2 separate regions of the Mus musculus genome follow, and region 2 is linked to region 1. Evidence: chromatin contacts called from ENCODE Hi-C or POLR2A ChIA-PET data. All regions are on one chromosome and are shown on one strand. Each heading gives the region's core, a stretch centred on a gene start or an enhancer-like site at or near the end of the contact. The rest is flanking DNA. Distances are from core to core; before and after follow the strand shown.

Region 1 (6,917 bases), core at 2,818-5,317:
TGCTGGGATTAAAGGCAAGCATCACTATGTGTTTCTTTTTAGTAAAGAAAAAAAAATGAACAATTTCAACTCATCAAAAGCTCTACTCACATACAAGTCAAAGAAGAGTGAATACATTTTGTTAAAGCATTAAAAACATTGTAGTTATGTCAGTAAGTCAGGGTTTACAATTTTGTCAGATATATATGAGAAAATGATCTTTATAGCTAAAGTTGCAACAAAATCTGTTCAGCTTTAGAAAGGAGATTTAAAGAAAGTTAGAAAAATATACATTCTAAATACATTGTCTAAAACCCAAGCTAGTGGGCTGGAGAGATGGCTCAGCGGGCAAGAGCACTGACTGATCTTCCAAAAGTCCTGAGTTCAAATCTCAGCAACCACATGGTGGCTCACAACCACCCATAATGAGATCTGATGCCCTCTTCTGGTGTGTCTGAAGACAGCTACAGTGTACTCATATATAATAAATTTAAAACAAAAAAACAAAAAAACAAGCTAGCACCATCTTGGAAAACATCTAATTATAAAAAGCTCCCTAATATATTTTATGCTTCATGAGCCTATTCAGTGAACTTTAAAGATAGAGCCTGATTTAGTTTCTTTTCTAAACCATCAGCTCTGGTAAACATTCTAACTTCAACTTCTTGCCTCTAAGCAAAGTTAGGTTCTACTTCTCCTAACCCATGTGTAAAAGTCCTTAGAAGTAGCAAACTGGAAGCAACTTAGTGGAGGTTAAACTCAAGGCCAGAAGCAATGCCAATGTTATTACACATCAGCTGCAGATACCAGAAAACACAGGCCAGAACACTCAAGAAAAACTATAGAAACCACAAACATGGCACATGGAAGGAAAGGAGCTGCTGTCAAAATTGTGCTGAGTAGAAGTCTGAGGTTTGAGTTAGTGCTCAGGGGGAAAGTGATGCCATGATCTGGGAGCCTTGACTGCCTCACTTAGGATGTGTCAGCCTTGTGCCTGGCAAGAATCACATTACTATGTTAGGGCTCCTTTAAGTTCCTGCCTCCACTCTGGCTGTGCTGCTACTCCTTCCCTGTCTGTGAAAATCGGTTCCCCTGTAAGTGTCCCACCCCTAGTCTGAACAGAAAGCAGGAAATCCTGCCCTCAGAGCTGAGGTGATAGTCAGTCAGCAATACAAAGCAGTAGACGCTAAATTGTGTTTTGTTTTGCTTTAGTTTTGTTTTCTGGGACTTTTGGTTGAGACAGGTTGAGCCTAAGTTAGCTTGAAACTCAGTAAATGGCTTAGGACTCCTGATTCTTTACCTCCACCTCCCAAGAGCTGGGGTCTAAATTGAGTTTCTTACTTGCAAAGAACAGACTTTCTACTTAATTTAAGCTGAAAAGAAATTTATTGGAGGAAGGTCAGTTGAGAGGAAGGGAAAACAAATCCACCATGCCCACTACAAGGTTATGAAAACACAAAGTTTGAGTAAGTAATGAACTGTACTGCTTCAGAGAGTTTGTTATAATGAGCCTCACACTAAAGAAGAAATGCCTGAACCTACAAATCTTAGCTTAGGATGGTTCTTGTGCTCTTTCTGGGTGGGGCTTGGAGTAGGCATGGCCAGCTGGAAAAGGCAAAGCCAGGACAGCACAGATACATGCCATGTGTACACAAGGACATCCTGCTCCTAGCGCGTAAAAGTTATCTTTGAAAACTCTTTCTAGGTCTGGAGAGATGGCTTAGCGGTTAAGAGCACTGGCTGCTCTCCCAGAGGTCCTGAGTTCAATTCCCAGCAACCACATGGTGGCTCACAACCATCTGTGATGAGATCTGACGCCCCTTCTGGTGTGTCTGAAAACAGCTACACTGTACTCACATAAAAATAAATAAATCTTTAAAAGGAAAAAAAAAAAAGAAAAGAAAAGTCTGTCTCGTAGTAGGGATGGTGGAGATCATACAGTGCATGGCTTCCCACTGTTGCAGGAAGAAAAACTCATTACCAGGACCTTAGTGAAGTGGGCAAATCTCTCCCCGAAAGCACTTTATTCTAAGCAAGAACATTTCCAGGCAGAATCATAGGTTCCATTGGTCATCATCAGTTCAACTTCTAATAATTCAAACTTCCAGCCAACTTTGATAAGTAAGAACACCTTAGTTTTAGAAATACCTAATATAGTTCAAATTTTCCACTGGCCTTCCCCTTCCTTCCTAGGGCTGATTTTCCCAGAAGTTTCAAGATAGGTCTTAACACACTGTAACATTGTGAAGAGGGATGCATGAGCCGACACTCACCTGACCATTTCAGAAACAGGGTTTTAGCTATGACTAGTTTCTATAACAACAAAATTTCCCAGCAAAATTTCCCAGATCCTGTCACCATCTTTAAGAATATTTCTAAAATAGCCATTAAATGTAACCTTTAAGTTGTAGGTGTATTTTTGATACTCTCTCCCTACCTTAAAGTACAGAAATTGTGTGTGATGGTACCTACTTGTAACCCCAGAAACTGGGAGGTAGAGACAGGAGAAGGAGGGGCTCAAAAATCATCCTCAGCTACACAGCAAGTTCAAAGCTATCCTGGGCTACACAAGACTCTGTCTCAAAAAAGCAAGCAAAGTAAAACAAAATAAAATATAAAACAAATTCAAAACAGGTTAGACTAACATTGAGAGGGTTTTTGTTTGTTGTCTTTTAAATTGGGAGAGTTTAGGGTCACAAATATATTTCTATTTTATCTGTAGGTTTAGAAAGGCAACAGCTCAAGTAACTAACGTTCTAGTTTCAAGAAAAAACTTGCTGGGCGGTGGTGGCGCACGCCTTTAATCCTAGCACTTGGTAGGCAGAGGCAGGGGGATTTCTGAGTTCGAGGCCAGCCTGGTCTACAAAGTGGGTTCCAGGACAGCCAGAGCTATACAGAGAAAAACAAAAAAACAAAAAAACAAAAAAAAAAAAAAAACAAAACAAAACAAAAAAACCCCTTAATGCACCAGTCAATGGCAAAATAAAGCACCGCGCTACATCACACATAGTTGTTCATGTGGATTCCCATTCCTTTCTCTGAAGAAACTTTTTAAAGCTGTGTGCATTTAAGTTGCTAAAGTACCAGACTACTGACGGAGTTGATATGTCAAAGATGATGCTGAATTTCTCTGAAAACCACAAAGGAAACCAACAGTCCCACATTAATACTTCGAATAACCCCACCAAAGAGGAAATACAAAAGGGAAATTAAGAGTGTGATAAGGCAGACGTGCCTTTAGCAGGAGTACTTCTAGATTGTCTTTTGACCCTCTCAATCTTGTACCTCAGTTCCTCCTAAACCCTTCCTTTTTCTACAAGGCAAGCAGAAAAAACGATGCAAGGCCTTCGGAGGGAAAACAAACAAAAAACCTTTCATCTTGACTTCTTCACTTCAAGGGGCCCAAACGTCAGCTTTCATAGCTGTCAAGAAGAGTCACAGTGCCTGTCCGGGTTCCCTATTACGAGGATCAAATACAATGCTGTCCCACTCTAAGTGAGAGCCACCATTCCTGGGAGAATTGCCAACACAACTCAGGTTCGGTTCTACTCGCGCGGCAAGGCTGGTTCGACCTACAGTCAACAGGAAGCTTCTGCGGCCAGACGAGAACCAAGGTGTCAGCACTGCCCTGATGGCTCACGCGGTTCGACTGTGATTTTACTATCAGTGACAAAGGGTGCGGAGGCACAAAGCTGAGAAATGAACAGTCAACCTTTCTCCAAAGAACCCCAACCCCGATCACCCTCCGAAAACAAAGCCCCACACCCCTCAGTGTTTCGGTGAGCCAGGCGGAGCCCCGCTTCGCCCGTTGCGGTAGTCGGCGTGCGGGCAAGGCAGGGAACCACATGCCGCTGCTGCTTTCTCCTCACGCCCCCTCGGGAGCACGCCTGACCCCTGGCGCCATGTTGGGCCGGCAGGCACGACACGGCCGGGCCTCCCAGCGGCCCGCGGACCCCGCGCAGAGCTCCCGCGCCGGAAGGCGCTCCCAGCAGACAGCAGAGCGCGAGTTCCGGTGAGCGGGCGCGCGCAGGTAGCCGCAACCCCCGCCCCGCGCGCGATCCGGAGCGGAGGGGCGGGGCCGGCGGCGAGAGGAGGAGAGAGGGAGGCCGCGGGGTGCGGGCGTCCGGGAGTTCCCTCCTCCTCAAGTAAAGCGTCCCGGGCCGGCTGCGCCGCCGTCGCTGCCTCCTGGCGCCCCGCGACCTGGAGGTGGAGAAGGGAGAGGGACCCGCGGGCGTCCACCTCGGCCGGCCGCCTTCTCCCCGCGGCGACCCGTGCGAGTGCGGCCGGACTCAGGTAAGCTCGCGGCGTGGCCTCGCGACGTAGGCAGCTGACCCGGACCGGGCAGCTCTAGGCCTCGGCATCCACCCTCCTGCTCCCGGGCTTCTCGAGGCGCCGCCGCCCCTGCCGCTGTCCGCCTACTGGTCCCGGAGTCTGGAAGTTGAGGAGAAACTTCTCCCCTCCCGCGGTCTGGCTGGCGGGCGTGAGTGTCTCGTCTCCTGGGCTCACTACCTGCTTGCCCAGTGCCTCGGTCTCCGCCCTGTCCAGTACTTCCCGATTCTGCGGGAGTCCGGATAGTGGTCCAGCCTATGTGGTGCCGCCGCTGCACCCTCCACCCCAAAGGACGTGGGGTCACTCCCGAATGAGGACCAGAGGGTAGGGCAGCGGCCCCTTCTCGTCCTAGCGGCTGGAGGTCTGTGTCGCCGGACGCCCGCAGCAACTGTCTGGAGCGAGGAGTGGAACTCGTGGAGCGAGCGGGTGAGCGGCGGGTTGTACTTGGTTTGATTGCAAACCACGACCTGTTTATAAAGTTTTCCTTTGTTTGGGTTTGAGGGTGTTGGGACGTGTTACAATCAGCGGCCACTTTTAAGTGCCTTGCCACTCCGCCTCCCCGTGAGTTCGGTTCTCTGTCCTCCTGTGTCAACGAAAATTTTGTTTGTGTTTTGCTTCTTGATAATTGCTTCCAGCTTTTGCTTTATTGGGCTTGAGAAAGAGTTGTTTTTAAAAAGTGGGAATATCGTTTCTGGTATAGGGATTGTGAATGGGGCATAGCGTAGTTTTGATGTAGTTATTCTTTGCATAAGTGATTGGAACAGCAGTGGAAATGACAGTTATCAAAGTAAATAAACGAAAAGTATGCAGTTGAAACATAACTTTGTACCTCTCTTGTGTGTTCCACAGCTGTGTTTTTTACATGTGATTTCACAGGATATTTCGGTATGGTATATTCATGTATTTCGTGTAAAATTACTGACCAAAATTGGCAATTGAAAGTGAGTTTAAACATCCTGTTAAATTTCTAAATTTAAATTACTCACTAATGAAAATGTTATTAAGTGTGCATGTGTGACTCAATTTAAGGCCAAATGTGTGCTACCTCTATTAACCAGCACAATGGTGTGGACTAGAAACATTTTGAGTGGGCAGATAGGGAGTGTTAAATTAAAAGCCAAAGTTCTTATATGCAACATATATGAGAGAGAATACAACTGTAGGAAAGTTGTTCTTCAGGAATTTTTTCCGCTTGCTAAATGCATTTAGCTATATCTTATTTTTGAATACCAGCAAAACCTCAGTGAAAATGTAGATGCTGGTTGACATTTCAGTAGGTCCTAAATTTAGGGGAGGGAGAAGATTGCCTTTGATTGAAACTTAGATACAAGACTGTTTATATTCCATATTTCCAGGATAAAATAAAAGCTTTTAAAATGTGTGCTTTGCCATAAAACTACGGTAATGTTATACCTTTAATTTTGTAGCTAGTTTTTGCTGACTTCACAAACCACAAAATTGACTCCTTTCTGTTCAACTGAAAGTGAAATTACAGCCTTGACCTGTCTTCTTGGGATAGGTGTGAAATTTATCTCATGGCCAAAGGATAATATTAATATATAGTCAAAAATTGTTTTTAGTTGAAGAAATTCTCAAAAAAACCCATTGTCTTTGCAAATAAAATTTTATTTCATTGCATATATAAATAAAAGAATATGCTAAAAGAGTAGTGAAATATTACTACTTGTATACTTGTTTAAATCCTTGTTTACTTACAGTTCAAATTTGCATAGTTCTAACAGTAATAGCATACTACTGTGGGTAATTTAAAAAAATATATTTTATTTATATAAGTACACTGTCGCTGTCTTCAGACACCAGAAGAGGGCATCAGATCCCATTACAGATGGTTGTGAGCCACCATGTGGTTGCTGGGAATTGAACTCAGGATCTCCGGAAGAGCAGTCAATGCTCTTAACTGCTGAGCCAACTCTCCAGCCTTGGTAATTTTTAAAAAAAATATATTGAGCTTCCAATTTAGTGGTTCAGGTTGGTGTGAGCATCATTTATTAGTCTTATTACTTATTACCATTGTTTAGGAAAGAAACCTGAGCAGATTTTTTTTTTTTTTTTTTTTTTTGAAGAGCATTGCTAGGTTCTGATGTCTAGGGATGCAAATTTAAGTGATAAAACTATTAAAAAAAAAACTACAAGGAAGTGATGCTTCTATCCTTGGGGTCTTGGAGGTGTTAGTTTTAATTTAATTTATGAGCTCATACATTTGTGTGTTTGTTACCTGGGTTTTATATTTTACATAAAAATATTTTTAAGAAGCCTGAATGTAATGCAGTATAGAAGGTGCTTAGGTTAAGTTAATAATTTTCAAGATAATCTGGTTTCCTGTCACATCCTTTAATCTTTTCCCTGTTGATTAAAAATTTTAGTCATTGGTGTCTAGCTTAAGGGCACTCCCTGGGCTCTTCTTTGCTAACAGGTTTAGACTTCTTGCATCATAAATATCATATACTAGTTTGTGTGTGAAAATACCACACACACACACACACACACACACACACTCACACAAAAAAATCTAATAAAAAAAAGTTAAAAAAAAAGAAAATACCACACACTTCCAAATGTTCTTGATTTTTATGTTATTTTAATGTTCT
Region 2 (6,917 bases), core at 3,059-5,558, 240 kb after region 1:
GCTGTCCAGGAACTCACTCTGTGGACCAGGCTGGCCTCGAACTCAGAAATCCGCCTGCCTCTGCCTCCCAAGTGCTGGGATTAAAGGCATGCGCCACCACTGCCCGGCTATCAACGGTTTTAAATTAGATTCTTAGTAACTGTGTAGTAAAAAGAAAGAACATGGGGCAGTAGTGGCACACGCCTTTAATCCCAGTACTGGGGAGGCAGAGGCAGAAGGATTTCTGAGTTTGAGGCCCGCCTGGTCCACAGAGTGAGTTCCTGGACAGCCAGGGCTATACAGAGAAACCCTTTCTTAAAAAAAAAAAAAAAAAAAAAAAAAAGCAAAAGCAAAAACAAAAACAGAAAGAGAGAGAGAGAGAACAAACAAGTAACATGTTTATAAAATTCAACTTAAACCTTCTCAATGCTTATAACCAAGCTACTAGAGAAGAATATCAAGTCATTATCTAGTTTAAGTTTTGAGCAAAAATTAACCCATTAAGAATGACTCTTACCTGGCTGGAGAGATGGCTAGTCCAGAGGATCTGGGTTCCATTCCCAGCACCCACATGGAGGCTCACAACTGAATATAACTCCTGTTCCAGGTTATCTGATGCCCTCTTCTGGCCTCTCCAGGTGCCAGGCACACATATGGTACACAGACATATATGCAAGTGAAACACTCAAATACATAAAATAAAATATAAAGCCAGGCTGTGGTTGCACACATCTCCTGAGTGTCCCAGCACTCAGGAGACAGACAGATGGATCTCTGTAACTTCAAGGCCAGCTTAGTGTACAGAGTTAAGTTCCAAAACAACCACGGCTACATAGAGAAACCCGTCTCAAAAAAACAAAAAAATAAAATTTAAAAATCAATCTTAAATTACTCTTGCCATGTGTATAAATATGTATTATATTATTTTGGAAATGGATTTATTTTAGACGTTATAAAATAAGTGACATTTGTACAAAATATGAAGTAAAATTATTCTACTAAAAGATGATGTTCATAAAACAAGCCTGCCACCCCTATACCAGGGAAACACAAATTTCTAGACCAGTTGGGGCTACACAGTCTAATAACAGGTTATACAGGGAGACCCTGTCTCAAAACAAACCAAGTTTGTTTAAAATAAAACAAAACAAAACAAAAGGGAGGGTGAAGAAAAGGAGGAGGAAGAGAGAATATTTTTGAGCTGAGACTAAACTGACCTCCCACCTGTGTCAAATGCAAAGCTCTGTAGGGAGTTATTCAACCTTCTGGTGTCCAAGGCAAGAGCCAGTGTCCCTCCCTACTCTGACTCCATTCACTAGCTACAGGATCTCAAAGTCTTCAGTTTAAATGAACTTTCCTGGGCCTATTCTTTTCATGCAAAATGACCAAGCTAAAGTAATCCTGAGAAAACCCCAGGATGGAAAGGACAACCTCCCTCTTTTCCTTTCTGCTTCAGTATATAGAACAGACAGGTGTCAACCAGGGTACAGGGCTCAAGCTAACTCAAGCTAATGCCTTCCTTTAATAGGTGCTCAGGGGCACTTACGGCAATTTAGGAATACTATAGACACAAAGGTTTTCTTCAGCGTGTCTTTGGGTAATTGAACTCCTACCCTACCAAAAAATCAAAAACCTGACTAAAGCCAGTAAAGGTGGACCGTCACAACCCCCCACGTCATTAGAATGAATGTATTTTACCACGCTGCCCCAAATCCACAATGCCAACATGTCTCATCATTCAGCGTTTCCGCAAAACAATAGTTTTGGAAGCAAAACTTGATAGCAGTAAAGCAAGAAGAAAAAAGAAAAAAGGGAAAAACAAACAAAGAAAGCAGATCAGAAAAACTCCATGCCCCAATAATCCCTCCTCTTGAACTGGAATGTACAGACCCTGTTAACAACAGTGAGCACTGCCATGCTTGTGTCAAGAAACAAGACTCACAAGAATGATCACGCCCTGAGTTCACAGCACTCCTCTCACCTTGAGAAAAGGGCTTTCTTTTCCAAAGATTCAGATCCTGCAGCCAGCCCCTCCATAAGGGACATTCAGACACTGTATCCAATTCTTCCATGAGGGAATTTGGAGAAGAGGCCTCCTCTTGAGGGACAGAAAAAGAAGAATCTTTTACTAGGCCCTCCCTAGACCAGGAGTGGTGGCTCACACCAGTGGTTCTAACACTCAGGAAGAGGCCAACGCGAGAAGGCTGTGGAGGACAGACTGAGATACACAGTGAGTGTTAGGCCAGCTAGGGCTACATAGCTAGATCCTGTCTCAAAGGAAAAACAAACCACTAATCAAGATCTCAACACAAACTGAAAGCAAGACCAGGAAGAATATCATCACACGGGACCCAGCTCTTAGATGGGAAGTGTGTGTGCAGGGAATCTCTTAAGGCATCAAGGCTGTTTTCCTTTCCCTTTTTATTAACATGCAGAAAAAGCAATCCATCTCTCAACAGAGGCTTAAACTGAAAACGCTCTTGACGTCTACTGACAAAAGACACCACATATGAAAGACGTTCATGTATTTATCCAAGGGGGAGGGGTAGGAAGCCATCTACAACGCTTTACATACTGGAAAAGGACAGTCTTTTACTTTGGAGAGCTGGAGGCTGAAGAGGATGTGTAGATAAGGGGAAGGTTTGTTTTTTTGTTTTTTTTTTTTTGTTTTGTTTTTTTTTTTTTGCCAACAAAAGCAACTGAAGAGAGAGGAGATCTAGACAGATTTGGTGGACAAAGAACGTCTGGCTTCTGGCACCACGTTTCCTTCCCTCTTAAGACTCTTAATGAAGAGATGGAGGCAGGAAGATCAGAGGCTTGGCTACATAGCAAATCTGAAGCCAGCACAGCCTACATGAGAGCTTGTCTCAAAACAAAACATAAAGTGGCACATGGTGGTGCATGCCTGAACTAGGAGTGTCCTATAAAGTGAGAAAAGATTGGGGCAGAGGCAGGCGGATTTCTGAGTTCCAGGCCAGCCTGGTCTACAAAGTGAGTTCCAGGACAGCCAGGGCTACAGAGAAACCCTGTCTCAAAAAAAAAAAAAAAAAAAAAGATTATTGGGGGGACTAGAGGCTAGCCTTGACTACCTACCTAGTTTGAGCCCGAGCTATAAAAAAAAAATCCCTCAAATCAAAATAATAAACAGGTAAAGTGCTAACATGTTTCCAAAACTTACTATTTCTTTCCCTGATTTTCACCAAGGCTCTCTGTTAACTTAGGGAGTAGAGTACAGCAAGATCCAAAGTGAGAGGAAGAATACTGTATCTTAGGAGCAGGGAAAGCCTTTCTGGTGGAAAGAGGGTTGCAATTTGTGATGGAGGATACATTCATGCCAATAACAGTTTCTCTGAGGACATGACTTTTCTTTCTTAATATATCAATACTAACAACTGACCAAACGTTCACTGTGCACCAAGCATTTTCCACAAAAGTTCCCTTGAGCCCTCATGACAATTCAGAGAAAAAAAAGTACCCAGGTTAAGGATGGGCTGCAACTGACAGGGGATGAGGCAAGGTCATGAGGATGTTAAGTGGGAGATACAAACTTGCAAATATCACACTCCAAAAGAGGAGCAGCAGCTCAATCAATACTAAGAGACTTAATAAAAACACAAAAACCAAAGCTCCCTTGGTGGACATGACTGGGGGAAGGGGAGAAAAGCTGACTTACGATATCATAAATTCAGGGCCTCCCTCTATCTTGGGGTGAAAGTGAAAAATAAAGGATCGAGAGATCTGTTTCTTGCAGATAGGATACCTCTGTCACTTTTGGGAAAGTTGAGAACCTCCTTCACTTGGAAGACGCTGACCAAAGTGGGGGTCGCTCTTTTGAATAAAGAATTCCCCTTGGCACCATAAACGGGTCTCCCTTCGCTGACAAATCGACCAGAGCCGAGGAAAGGCGTATACCAACAAGGGGCGTCGTCCTCTCCAAGGAGAGAGAAGTTGGGGGTCCCCTGCAGATGAAGGTTGAATGGGAGCCTCCTTCCCCTGGAACCAGGACTCCGAGAAGCTGTTTTCTCCCAGGGACGTAGAGCCTGATCTCCTGGATGTCTGTGGGTGTTTGTCACTAACAGCACTGCTTCGGTGCCCTTCGGCTCCCTGAAAGGCTGGGGGCCCGGACCCCCTTTAGTCAGCACCGTCCGGCGGAGGACCCCCAGGCGGTCGTGGGACTGCCCAGGCCTCTTACCCTGTGGCCTCCTCCACGGCTCGTGCTCATCCCTCCACTTTGGCGTCGGCTGCCTCCGTCCCTGCTGTCCCCGCCGCCGCCAACTCTACCAGATCTTCGGGAGCCGAGGCCCGAGGGCGCTCCAGCTTCCACCGCTTCCACAGTGCCCTCCCCCCCCACCTACCGCACTTCCTCATCCGGGGCCAAAGCCAGCCATGCGGACGGGTCTCGATCCCGCCCCCGCACGGCGCGCGCGCAATCCGGAGGGCGGCTCTTCCCGGCTGGTACCTCCACCCTCCGCTAGCTCCAGACACGCTCAGCCCCGCCCCCACCGCGTTGACTCTTAAAGAGAAACACATCGTTCTACCCAGTTCCTGTCTCAGACTGTTACCAGTGCTATGGTCCATATCTCTGAGGTGGACAGATGCCACTCTAGGGCCCTGTCTGCTTCCATCCTGGCAGATTGTGGGACCTTCTAATAACTATAATCAAAGGTTTAGGTCACACCATCCTCCTATTGCTTCTAATCACACTGAAATTCAAAAGATAACCCAGGAAAGTATTTGATTACACTTTGATTTTGTTTCATTGCCTCTCTAGCATTGAAGGTACCTCATTTTATCTGTGTTGCCTGTTTCTTTCCATCCTTGTCTGTTTTCTTTAGGACTCTATATTCATAGCACCTAAAGAAGTGTCTGGAAGAAATTACAATGGACCTGGCATTCCTTTAATCCCAGCACTTGGGAGGCAAAGGCAGGCGGATTTTTGAGTTCAAGGCCAGCCTGGTCTACAAAGAAAATTGAAATTACCTTTTCTTTGATTAGGATCTGCAGAGGAAACCAAGGCTTGGCTGCACGCTCCTTTAACCCCAAAAAGGCAGAAGACAGCCTGGTTTACATAGGATTTGATTTGAGTCAGGATCTTACTTTTTAGCTCAGGCAAGTCTGAAACTTGCTATGTGTGCCAGTCTAGCCTCAACTCTTGACCTTCCTGCCTTGACCTTTTGGATAAAGGGAAAATAGGCATGTGCGACCATGCTTGGCTTATTCGTTTTCTTAAGTCACATGAAAGTATTATTCATCTTACTAAATTTTTATTTTTATCCTTTTATCTCCTCTCTCTCTCTCTCTCTCTCTCTCTCTCTCTCTCGATAGGAAATATTGCAATAGGGTTCTCCCTATGTAGTCCAGGCTGACTTGGAACTCACTATTTAGATGTGGCTCGCCATCTTTTTTCTTTTTTTTTTCTTTTTTTTTTTTAAGTAGCCTCTTAAAATCTATCAACTTTTTGTTTGGTTATTTTTAGTTTTGAAGATAGTTTCTCTTTGTAGCCCTGGCTGTACTGAAACTTGCTCTGTAGATGAGGCTGGTCTCACACTCAAGAGATCTGCCTGCCTCTGCCTCCCAAGTGCTGGGATTAGAAATATGTGCCCTAGGGCTGGTGAGATGGCTCAGTGGGTAAGAGCACCCGACTGCTCTTCCAAAGGTCCAGAGTTCAAATCCCAGCAACCACATGGTGGCTCACAACCATCCGTGACAGGATCTGACTCCCTCTTCTGGTGTGTCTGAAGACAGCTACAGTGTACTAACATATAATAATAAAATAAATCTTTAAAAAAAAAAAAGAAATATGTGCCCTACCACCTGGCTTTTTTCTTTAAAACATACCCCCCCCACACTTTTTTTTTTTTTTAACAATCTCTCACTCAGACTGGCCGCAAACTCTTCCAGTGATGGGATTATATATACCACCATGGGAACTTTTGCTTATCATGCAATGGGAGACCCCTTGGCCCATTCCCAAATCCTCTACTGTTTTACAATGCTTTTGCTTTCAAAATAAAACAAAACAAATATATTTTTATATATTTTTTGGAAAATACTGGAAACCTATAGCTTGTTTAGTTAAAGCTGGGGAAAAACTAAAAAAGGTTCTGTGATGCCAGACTTGGTGGCGCACACCTTTAATCCCAGCACTCAGATGGCAGAGGCAGGCAGATTTCTGAGTTGGAGGCAGCCTGATCTACAAAGTGAGTTCCAGGACAGCCAGGGCTATACAGAGATACCCTGCCTCGAAAAAAACCAAAAAACCAAACAAACAAACAAAAAAAGGTTCTGTGATTAACTAGAGGCATTAATGATTCAGTGGTCTTCATGATTAGAAGACACACAGCAGGGTTGGAGAGATGGGTCAGCGGTTAAGAGCACTGACTGAACCAGGTGTAGTGGTGTACACTGTTAATCCCAGCACTCGGGAGGCAGAGACAGGCAGATTTCTGAGTTGGAGATCAGCCTGGTCTACAAAGTGAGTTCCAGGAGAGCCAGGGATGCACAGAGAAACCGTCTCGAAACCCTCCCCCCCCCCCGGAAAAAAAAAAAGAGCACTGACTGTTCTCCCGAAGGTCCTGAGTTCAAGTCTCAGCAACCACATGGTGGCTCACAACTACCAGTAATGAGATCTGATGACCTCTTGTGGTGCATCTGAAGACAGCTACAGTGTACTTACATATAATAAATAAATAAATCTTAAAAAAAAAAAAAGAAGACAACACAGCAGTGTTATGACCTGAAACCCTATCTCTAGTTATAAAATACTTACAGAATGAAGCAGGAGGTTGGTAGGATGACACAGCTCAAAAACAGGGCTGAAGTTTGATTGGGACAGAGAGTTTGCCCAGTATGTGTGAGGCCTGGGTCCCATCCCCAGCCTTAGCTGTCAGAGAAAGAAAGAAATGGAGAAGAGGCAAGTGCACTGGGCATGGTGGTTT

What was found. Hi-C counts contacts between places; a loop is a spot of excess contacts on that map. ChIA-PET counts read pairs that join two places held with the same protein, here RNA polymerase II (POLR2A).
Region 2: a map of heart shows a loop between it and region 1 (2.4-fold over the local background). The contact joins the promoter of Prr14l here to the promoter of Yes1 in region 1. A Hi-C loop is called at or near these places in 2 of 37 maps with a recorded cell type or tissue (both heart). POLR2A ChIA-PET finds 5 or more read pairs at or near these places in 1 of 5 experiments (embryonic stem cell).

What each region holds. Positions count from the first base shown.
Region 1 is chr5:32,607,104-32,614,020 of GRCm38, forward strand. It overlaps Yes1 (YES proto-oncogene 1, Src family tyrosine kinase), which reads left to right and starts at 4,068. Exons shown (of 12, transcript NM_001205132.1): 1 at 4,068-4,272. Gm10461 reads right to left here. Exons shown (of 2, transcript XM_030254958.1): 2 at 1,347-4,949. The coding sequence ends at 4,121.
Region 2 is chr5:32,849,922-32,856,838 of GRCm38, forward strand. Prr14l (proline rich 14-like) reads right to left here and starts at 4,309. Exons shown (of 11, transcript NM_194340.2): 1 at 4,172-4,309; 2 at 1,961-2,077.